2 separate regions of the Homo sapiens genome follow, and region 2 is linked to region 1. The links are chromatin loops, found by intact Hi-C in ENCODE. Cell type or tissue: tibial artery. All regions are shown on one strand. Each heading gives the region's core, and the rest is flanking DNA. Links, peaks and the distances in the headings are about the cores only.

Region 1 (5,373 bases), core at 125-5,124:
AATTGAGCCCACTAAAGCAGCAGCTTCCAAACATGAACAGGTCTTATTATGGGGAAGATCTGCTTTCCTTATCACCTACAAGTTGGCACAAGGAAGGAAGATTATGTGACTTCACTGCACCTCCTCCTCCATTTCTCCTCAGAAAAGAACATACAGTGTTAAGAATCCAAAGAGAAGCTCTGGCACTCTCACGACAGGATGGATGAGGAATATGGCTTGCCACTTATTTCAAATTGGGAACTAAGTCTCAGTTGGGCAAGGGCTACACTCACAAGGAGAAAGTATGGGGAACAAAGCACCATACACCTCACCTGGGCATTCGCAGCCTCCTCCTTTGGCTCGGTTTGCCACAGCAGCTGCATAGGAGCGTGCATCCAAGATCAAAAGCTTCTGCGGTTGGATGGCTAAACTCTCTGCTCCTGAAGCATTTGACAGAGAAGAATCTAGGGACACAGAGGGAGAGGGCATACTAAATGAGCCTGTCTCTCCCAGAACTGTGCAGAATTAGACCCACAAGCACATCTTATGGCACAAAAAAGGCTCAATAAAATGAAATCCCCTAACCAAAACCCTTGATACATAGGATTTTTCTCTTTTTTTCTATGTGGCCTTCTTATGAAAGATGAGAAGGATTTATTCTCCAAAACTGACTCCCAGAGTACACATGGGGTTCACACAGCCCAGTCTCTTATACTTCATTTCTGTATCTGTTGTCCTTTCATGAAGCCTGGCATTTCCTGCCATGGTCTGCAGATACTGCAAGTCCTCTATTACATAAACACTCCATTTTTGTCACAATGGCAAGAAAGACAACAAACACACTAATATCTTGATTCAGGTTTGAAACAAAGGGTCTTCTGATTCTCTGCCAAGACCCATGACTCCTCAATCAATCCCATCAAGTGAAGCTCTGCACATTCACTTCTATAAAAGTAAATCTATGTCTTGTAAGGAAGAGGCCATTTCAAGAAAAGGTTCTTAGATGCTATAAAAATCATTGCCATGGGTCCAGGGAGCACCTTACCGAACTCCACGTCAGAAAGGTCTCCCCCATTGGGAAAGTCTCGAGAAGTGTTCCTAGTTGACAGCTTGCTGCCACTCGATCGGGAGTCAGAGGCACAAGCTTTGGCTACTGACTGTACCAGATGCTCATCATCTGCATTTCGCCAGCCCCACCAGCTAACCTCTGGCTGTCCACAGCGGGCAATGACAGCTCCATTGCTCTGGTGCCTGTGTGAGGAACAAGAGACAACAACTGTACCCATTCAGATGCTCTCTGTACTCACACAAAATAGATTTTAAGTGCCTTAATGAACAGTCTAATTCTAGGTAAGTGTTGGGTCAGCTTCAAGTCCTCTCAGTATTAAAGAGGGTAGAAATCTTACACAACCAACAAGAACAAACAACAAAACCTGTGTGTCTTTCTCAATTACCATAACATCACGGAGATCCCTGTAAAGTTACCCAAAAAAATGACTAACAGGGGTCAGGCATGGAGGCTCACTCTGCAATCCCAGCACTTTGAGAGGCTGAGGCAGGAGGATCACTTGAGCCCAGGAGTTCAAGACCAGCCTGAGCAACATAGCAAGACCCCATCTTTACAAAAAAGTTTTTACAAATTAGCCAGGCATGGTAGCACATGCCTGTAGTCGCAGCTACTCAGGAGGCTGAGGTGGAAGGATCCCTTGAACCCAGAAGGCTGAAGTTGCAGAAAGCTATGATTGTGCCACTGCACTCCAGCACTCCAGCTTGGGTGACAGAGCAAGACCCCATTTCCAAAAAACAAAAAAGAATTAATGTGTACTCTTAGTGAAAATAAATCAATATTCGTAACTTAAATCTATAGGTACTACACTAATTCTGCTACCCAATAGTGAAATCTGCTACCTTCTTAATGCTGAACCAAGAGCCCGCCTCTGGGAATAAAACATTTACCTGGCCCACAGTGAACTGCTTTACAAAATCTCCTGAGATTTCATGAGTCACAGACTGCTCTTATAATAGGCAGATAGCTCAATGAGCCAGCTACCCTTCCTAGGGCTCTTAAGAAAGAGAAGAAGAGCATCAACCTCAGAAAACCATACTCTGACATATCCTTTTCCAATAAGACAGACCAGAAATCACAGTCTACTTTAAGGTGCTATTAAAACCCAGACTTTTCCTAGTTAGGCAATTTTAACTGATAAAAAGTTAGAAAAATTCTATTACTTGGCAGTAAAGAGGAATAAAGTTCTGATACAGGCTAGGACACTGATGAACCTCAAATATGTTATGACAAGTGAAAGAAGTCAGTCACAAAAGGCAACTTATTGTACGACAATTAACATGAAGTATCCAGAATAGGCGAATCTATAAAGATGGAAGTAGATTTCTGCATGTAGTGACTATTATAAACTCGTAGTTACTTAAGGGAGCTTGCCTAATTCTAAGTTGGGGTTACTTAAAACGAGTATGTTTCTATATAAAACTGAAGCACTCTATGTTTTACTAGCAGGGGCTTCATCCATTGGACATCTTAATTATTCAGGGCTAGGGTGGCTGGGTGCCCTGTGAATGGGTTTTTTGGGACGATGAAAATGTACTGTAATTTGTTTTTACTCCTAAAACTCACAAATAAGTTAAATTTGGCACTAATCAAATTCCACTGAAATCACCAGTTTGCTTGTAGTTTTTAAAGCCTCCCTCCCTGGGAGACAAGTAGCTGTAAGTACTTGTGTATTGCCAACATGCTCAACTGGCTCACGTGCTGAATGGGGCCAAAATAGAAATAAAACCTCAATGATTCTTTATAAAATGTCTCCTAGCAAATAACAGGCAACCACTGAGCTGAATGACTCCAAACCCTGCACAAGAGGCTGGTTGGGCCTTTCCTGAACATCCTCCTCTTCTTCAATGCTTCCCAGCAGTGCCCAAGAGGAGCAGTAGATGGCGCTCTTCAGCCTGGATCTTGGGTTTTAGGGGACACTGCATTATAGTAGCTATTAGATTTCAACTGGACTATTGCAATAAACAATTATGTTTTCTGCAGTCTTCTAAAATGCTTCAGACTACATGAAAGATAATTCAAACACTACAGTTAAAAATCACTAAAGGAATGCATTTCTATCACTAACAGAACCAGGCAAAGTATAAAAATTATGATGTCCAACAGATAAAGCCCTCCCTACTAAAACACAGAATGCTTCAATTTTATATAGGAACAGAATTGTCTTAAGTAACCTCAACTTAGATTTAGGCAAGCTCCCTTAAGTAACTAGGAGTTTAGAATAATCACCACATGCACAAAGGAAAAAGCTGTGAACTGCACTACAGATGGGTGCCCTTTACATCATCTTGCTATGTTAGAGCAATCTCTACCTTCAGTTATAAATCCAATTAAGTGCTCTCTCATCACAGTAGGACAAAGCCCTAATCAAGCGCTGGTTCAGCATGGTGCTGTCAAGTAACTGCTGCTGGCAACCTCAGGAATCATGACCCAATCTACAGACAACTAAATTCAGGAAATGGATGTCAAGAGTTCCAGGCATCCTGCCACCTAGGCTGGCAAAGCAGAGCATGGTGGAGGATCCGATTCTTCCACACGCCCCTTACAAAGCTCCCAAATACTACAGCAACCCAGTCTGCATCTCAGCGATACAAGACACATGTTCTGAGACAGAGCCCAGTTCCAGGAAACCTGCCTGATTTTGCATGGATGACTACACCAAGAACTTTGTGATCTTTTGAAAGACTTTCTCTGAAAAACTGCAAATAAAATTTTTCATTTATATATCCTCTTGTATCTCTAGAAAAAGGGGGGGAAAACCTAGGGTGCATGCCCTCTAGAATTAATTTTAGAAGGTGCATGCCCTCTAGAATAAAATTTAGAAAAAAAGGAAGTTTTTCTTCAACCAGCCCTCTTAAGCTTCTCTTCCCAAAGGGAGAATTCACCTAAAGCCTCTTATTTTGCAAATAAGAGTACCTTCCCCCTTTTGGTCAAAGTCAGCAAGCCCCACAGATGCCAGGGCTGCTGACCTAACACAGTTGTTGGCCAGAGCAGCAACTGGCTGCTTTCCCCATTCCAGCTGAGCTGATCATTGATAAGACTCATAAATCCCTTCAGCTTTCACTACTCTCTAGTTCCTGTAGCATCCTTACCACTTGAATGACAGGTAAATTTGGTGACTGACTTTTCTAGGGGTGTCTGAAAACAACAGTGATGAGAATTGAGATTAAAAACGTAATGAGTTCCACTGGGCCAGAGCAAATACTTTTCCATCTCTCTCCATTCAGAGTGGGCATCAGAGTTTGCCTTTAGTAGACTAAATGAACAAGCTGGTTACCTCTGTAGGAATTCCACAAGGAGACAAATCCCTTCCTACAATCTCAATATTTCAGTGGAATGAAGTTTCTAACTGTAAGCCACTGGATTGGCCCAACTCAGGGAGAGTCCAAAAAGCCGGCAAACTGGGAAAATGAAATGGAGAATGTAAACATTACAAAGAGATGACATCCAAAACATTTCCAGAATAAGAAGGAAGGACTTCTTTAAAATTTAATAGGATTCTGTGAGAACTAAGATATTCAATGAATTACAAAAGCAGCACTCAAGAGATTTAACCTATTCCAAATGCTGGTACAGAAGCTCAGTGTTTATAGCCCCTCATTTAGAATCAGAACATATCTACAAAATAAGAACTACCATTCCCATTGTATTCATTAGGAACAGACTGAGGTCAGTTAGGGAACTTATTCAAGGTGCCTTAGCAAGAAGTCTAAGAATATACCTGAATTCAGATCTGTGATTCCAAAATCTGTGCTCCATCACCATGCCACCATCCCCATCTAGAACTTGCATCCCATGGCTCTCATGCCTCTGATCACTGAAATCTTCTATCTAGTCATGCCTCAGTCTTCTTCTCTAAATGCTTCCTCTCGAAACAGAGTTCTTCCACATGTCAAAGTTTCAACCACAAAGACAATCAGAGCCAACTCGACCCTATATTCCCAAAGATCACTTTCTAAGACTCATCTCTCAATCCAAAAGCCCTGCTAACAGCTGAAGCTAAATGCTTAGTAAGCACATTATCTTCTCACAGAATGTAAGAAGGATATTGAAATAGCAAGTCCAGCCACTTTACAACTAAAACTTTCTTATCTGTTTCAAATGAACAACCAGCTAGTGTTCTGAATGCAGTCAGTACTGATGTGTTACTGGAGGAGAAGCTTTAACAATAAGGAAGTACAGCCTTGCCTAGAAAGTTCTCTGAACTCTCCCCACCCTTCCCAGGTTAGCAGCAGCAGAGGCAGCAGACCATATGCAGCAGGCAGCAGCACCAGCCCAAGCTGGGACTGGTCCAGTTTAACTTACCTGTAGATGACGGCAGGGATGCG
Region 2 (5,299 bases), core at 300-5,299, 220 kb after region 1:
TCATCTCCATCTCACAACTGGCCCAAGGACATTCAGCCAGTGGCAGAGGCAGTACCCAAACTCAGCACCTCATGGTTGTATCTACATTGTAATAAATCCCCCCAAATCTAGAGTTCGGACAGAAACCTTAAGAAACAAGTGAGAATGTCGCTGCCAAGCCCTGTCAAAGTGAGTGGGACTTGGGCCTGTTTCCTCAAAGCCCCTTCCCAGGCATGGCCAACCAGTTCCTAGCGTGGCAGCAGATGCCAGGCCACACTGCGTGTTGTCACTCAATGGCGAGTCAACAGCGGGGCATTGACTGGGCTGACCCTAGCCCAGCCTAGCCTGGAGCCCCATCCTATCAGTGGAAGCCAGGGCCCATGCCTGGCTGGACCTTGACAAATCACCCTGGATGCTGGTGCAATTTATTTGCACGTGCTTAGGATGAGAGTCTGAAGCAGAGGCAGACAGGCACTTGATGGATTGGTTTTGTTAGGTCAGCCCGCACAAGTGAAAATCAATAGCAATCCCTCTGCCTGGCCAGCCCTCTTGGTGTATTTGAGATGCAGAGCAGATACGGGGGTGGTGTCCTCCCCCTGAGCTGCTGAATTAGCTGAGATCAGGCCCAGGGTCAGCCGTCCTGACAGGCAGCAGGAAGACTCTGTTTCCTCCTGGAGGCATTTGCCAGGGACCTCCCTAAACTCCTCAGGTCCAGTGCTTGTCCCTGGAGCAAGGCAAGGTGAGTTGGGAGTTCCCAGGATTTACTGGTCTTACCTGTTCCTGTTCACACGGCCCCTCTCACATTCTCTTAGTCATCTATACCTCCCACCCACCTGGACTGGTGTTCAGGCCTCATGTGAAAATCCTGGTTTAAAGTATTTGAGAAGGAGTCAGTTTTTCAAATTTTTCAGAATGTAGTGCCAGGTCAAACTTCATCTCCCTTGAGGATCTACTACTTTCTCATTTCAGATCTTGAAAGCACTCTTTCAGAGGTGCTTTGAAAACAGCTCAGGGGCCATCCAGAATGGTGTTCCTACGCCTACTGCCTCATCTCTCAGGGCCTCAGTTTTCCCATCTGTACAGTGATCCTGTTGGACCAGATGAAATCTTTCCACCTGGTGCCAGTTAAATCCTCTGAGGAGATCCCAAGGTTTAATTAACATTGGCAGCTGCTCCAGCCTGTGCAACATAGCAAGACCCGATCCCTCCAGAAAATAATAAATAAGGTGGGTATGGTGGTGCACACCTGTAGTCCCAGCTACGCAGGAGGCTGAGGCTGGAGGATCACTTGAGCCCGGGAGTTGGAGGGTGCACCCAGGAGTTGGAGGCTGCAGTGAGCTATAATCATGCCACTGCACTCCAGCCTGGGCAACGAGTGAGACCTTGTCTCTTTTTTTTTTTGAGACGGAGTCTTGCTCTGTCACCCAGGCTGGAGTGCACTGGCACGATCTCGGCTCACTGCAACCTCCGCCTCCCGGGTTCCAGTGATGCTCCTGCCTCAGCCTCCCGAGTAGCTGGGACTACAGGTGTGCACCACCGTGCCCGGCTAATTTTCGTATTTTTAGTAGAGACAGGGTTTCACCATGTTGGCCAGGCTAGTCTCAAACTCCTGACCTCGTGATCCACCCACCTCAGCCTCCCAAAGTGCTGGGATTATAAGCGTGAGCCACCGCACCCAGCCAGAGACCTTGTCTCTTAAAAGGAAAAAAAAAATTTGCAGCTGCAGAAGTGTTAGAAGCGAAGTGGGGCTAGAAATGCCTGCTGGGTCACTGCATCCCACCATCCCCACTGCTGCTTCTACACAGGTATTTTCTAAGTGCCTTCTCTAGGCCCTGGCAAAGAACACGACTATCACATTTGCCAGCAAGCTTTGAAGACCTTGCGTCTCCAAGAGGACTTAAGACTCCAGCGTCTTTGTTCCTAATCTGTGGGTGGCAATGTCATGGGCATGTGTGTTTGAACAGTGCTTCTGTGCCTCTGTGAGGTGGTGGGGCAGAGCCGGTCCTTGTTTACTAAAAGGGACCCGAGCCCCCACAGGGGTGGGAGGATGGGTTAGGCTTAAAGAGCCAGGTGCAGTCTGGAAGAAGAAAGGATTGGTGAGAACTTGCATGGCCCTGCCACACCAGGAGCTTGGGTAAAATCATACTGGGAGGGAAACAAAACAAAAAAAGTCAACACCCAAGAAATGCAGGGGGGTAACTCGACCACCTCTGTAAAGAAGAAAAAAAGCAAACAAAAGAAAAATGCAAGGGGGTGTTGTGTAGCCGTTTAAAATGATATCAACAGAGACTTGGTAGACTTGGTAGTGACATGGGAAACTAAATATTCAAGAATTTTTAAAAGTAGAATACATGATTGATGCACCATGATGGTGAAAATGTTAATTCTTTTTTTCATACAAACAAAGCAAGTCTGGAAGGGAATGTGCATAAATGAAAATAATAGAGGCCGGGCATGGTGGCTCACGCCTATAATCTCAGCACTTTGGGAGGCCGGGGCAAGTGGATCACCTGAAGTCAGGAGTTTGAGACCAGCCTGGCCAACATAACGAAACCCCGTCTCTACTAAAAATACAAAAATTAGCCGGGGGTGGTGGCACACACCTGTAATCCCAGCCACTCGGGAGGCTGAGGCAGGGGAATCACTTGAACCCAGGAGGCAGAGGTTGCAGTGAGCAGAGACTGCGCCATTGCACTCCAGCCTGGGTGACAGAGTGAGACTCCGTCTCAAAAAATAATAATAATAATTAAAATTAATTAAAAAAATAAAAATTAGCCAGGCATAGTGGTGCTCAGCTGTAGTCCCAGTCCTGACTATTCATGAGGTTGAGGCTAAGCCCAGGAGTTCGAGGCTGCAGTGAGCTATGATCAAGCCCCTGCACTTAGGCTTGGATGACAGAGCAAGGCCCTGTCTCTAAAAAAAAAGACAAAAAAAAAAAGGCAGGAGGGAAGGAGTTAAGGCCAGAAGGCAGGCCAGCCCACTGCCTAGTCAGTGGTTCAAAGCGCAGCTCTCAGTGTTTGCAGCTTGTTCTCAGAAATCAGGGACTGGGCGGTCAGCCCGGCTGGAAGGGAAAAGGAAGAGGAGGACAAGGGCATCCACTCACATATTCGCCAAAAATCGACTATGTGTCAGGCATGTGTGAGAAGAACCCAGACTCTGCCTTCTTGGAATTCACTGTACAAGAGGCATGTGGATATTATATAAGACATTTTGTAAAAATGATTAATAATTGTGCTAAATCCTAATACATGAATGAAGAAATGAGTGGGAAGAGAAATAAACAAGCAAAATCAACAGAAAGAGGCTGAGAGCAAAGAGAATTCCCAGAAGCAGAGAGAGAGAGAGATTAACTAGGCAGAGGCAATGGGGTTCACTGGGGCTCTGCCAGGAAGTGGCGGGGAGGCAGCCAGCAGGAAGAATGGAACAGGAGGATCCTTCTTGGAAGGAAATTGGCATTGACGAGGAAGAGGGGACTTAGAGGTGGGGAGGGGTGTTGGCACCCAGAGCATGTTTATGGGATGCCTAGAAAGAGCTGGGGAGGCACCCAGGCTCCAGGGGACCCACCTGGGGGAAGGCCAGTCCCCAGGGAGAGGAAGGGTGGAGCAGAGGCTCCCCAGAGCAGCTTGGCATCTGGCCTTCTCTAAATCTCTTGAGCGTGGGGCAGCAAGGCAGGGGCTTTGACTGTGGCCAGAGGCTGTTGCAATTCAGTAGTCAGAACTAGGGTTAAAAATTCATTCTGAGGGCTGGGTGCAGTGGCTCATGCCTGTAATCCTAGCACTTTGAAAGACGGAGGTGGGTGGATTGCTTGAGCCTGGGGGTTCAAGAACAGCTAGGGCAACATGGCGAAACCTCGTCTCTACAAAAAATAGAAAAATTAGCCAGGTGTGGTGGCATGCACCTGTAGCCCTAGCTACTCGGGAGCCTGAGGTGGGAGGATCACTTGAGCCTGGTGGGGTGGAGGCTGCAGTGAGCCCTGAGCATGCCACTGCACTCCAACCTGGGCAACAGAGCAAGACCCTGTCTCAAAAAAAAAAATCGTTCTTTCTAGAGGTTACCCTATGTGTGTATGGGGTGGGGGTGAGGATCCTCAAAACGAGCATGAAATTCTCACTTCACATCACACTGAAAATTCCCTTCCAACGATCGATAATCAGCAAGAGGATTTCATACAGACTGGCGGAATTCAGTACATCTTAAAGGGCATTTAGTCCAGATTTTCTCAACCTGTTTCAACCCCCAACCAGCCCCAATCTTAGGCTTTGGAATTCCAGACATCCCCCCTCCCCTGGGGGTGGGGAGCTTTGTCCTGCTTAAGACTCTGCTGGGGCCGGGTGTGGTGGCTCACACCTGTAATTCCAATACTTTGGGAGGCCGAGGTGGGCGGATCACCTGAGGTCAGGAGTTGGAGACCAGCCTGGCCAACATGGTGAAATCCCGTCTCTACTAAAAATACAAAAATTAGCTGGGCATGGTGGCACACATCTGTAGTCTCCAGCTACTTGGGAGGCCGAGGCACAAGAATCACTTGAACCCGGGAGGTGGAGGTTGCAGTGAGCCAAGATCATGCCACTGCACTCCAGCGTGGGCAACAGAGCAAGACTCTGTCTCAAAAAAAAGACTTTGCTGAGCTTCTGTGGCTCTCTTCCAGCCATGGAGGTTTCCTCCAGCTTTACTTACTGTGGTCTGAATTACAAAAATGACAGGTACTTAATTCTAGTTTTCTGAATATGAAATGATGACGGTGACGCTGCCTTTTCTAGCAACAGGAGTCCACTCTCAGCACTCTGACATGTCCCTTAAGTGCTCTGCCATCCTAAGGAGATTGTAATTATGGTTTTCTCCTCCTTAAAATGATTTTACGCAGAAGAGCCAGGTGGAAAAGGGGCCCCCAGTGAGAAAAGCACCAATGATTCCTATAAAGTTAGGAATTTGTCTTTCTTATTTTATTTTATTATTATTTTTAATAATACAGACAGGGTTTCACCATGTTGCCCAGGCTGGTTTTGAACTCCTGGGCTCAAGTGATCCTCCCGCCTTGACCTCCCAAAGTGCTGGGATTACAGGTGTGAGCCATTGCGCCCAGCCATCTCCCTTCTTTTAACCACCCTGCCAGAAACCCCTTTGCACACATCACCTGCTATTTCCGGGGGGCACAGTTCGAAGCATGGAATTCTGGGGTCCTAGGGCCATGAACAGTTATAGAGCGGCCCGTCACTCTGGGTTTTGGCTGGTAGTTCTCCCTGGTGGGACAGAATCGGGGGTGGCTTGAACTCCAAGGCTTTTGCCTCCATGGGTGACTTCTGTCGTGAAACAGCCTCTC

What was found. A loop is a pair of places that touch in the nucleus more often than their neighbours do. Peaks named below come from ENCODE experiments on the same cell type or tissue, not always from the same donor. Only the 100,000 strongest peaks of a DNase experiment are listed, where the experiment ranks them.
Region 2: it touches region 1 in a loop (2.7-fold over the local background); 20 of 110 quality-filtered maps call a loop at or near these places.

The regions. Positions count from the first base shown.
Region 1 is chr22:30,002,971-30,008,343 of GRCh38, reverse strand. MTMR3 (myotubularin related protein 3) reads right to left here. Exons shown (of 20, transcript NM_021090.4): 9 at 5,351-5,373; 10 at 1,025-1,230; 11 at 312-443. MIR6818 (microRNA 6818) reads right to left here and starts at 1,295; the gene lies at 1,231-1,295. In tibial artery, for the core only: a CTCF peak has its summit at 2,909 (motif pointing right); no DNase peak of the experiment used is centred there.
Region 2 is chr22:29,782,880-29,788,178 of GRCh38, reverse strand. No RefSeq gene overlaps it. Among named protein-coding and RNA genes, the nearest start is that of UQCR10, 18 kb to the right of the region's middle. RefSeq lists a silencer at 4,880-5,053. In tibial artery, for the core only: no CTCF peak of the experiment used is centred there; no DNase peak of the experiment used is centred there; H3K27ac peaks cover 485 bases.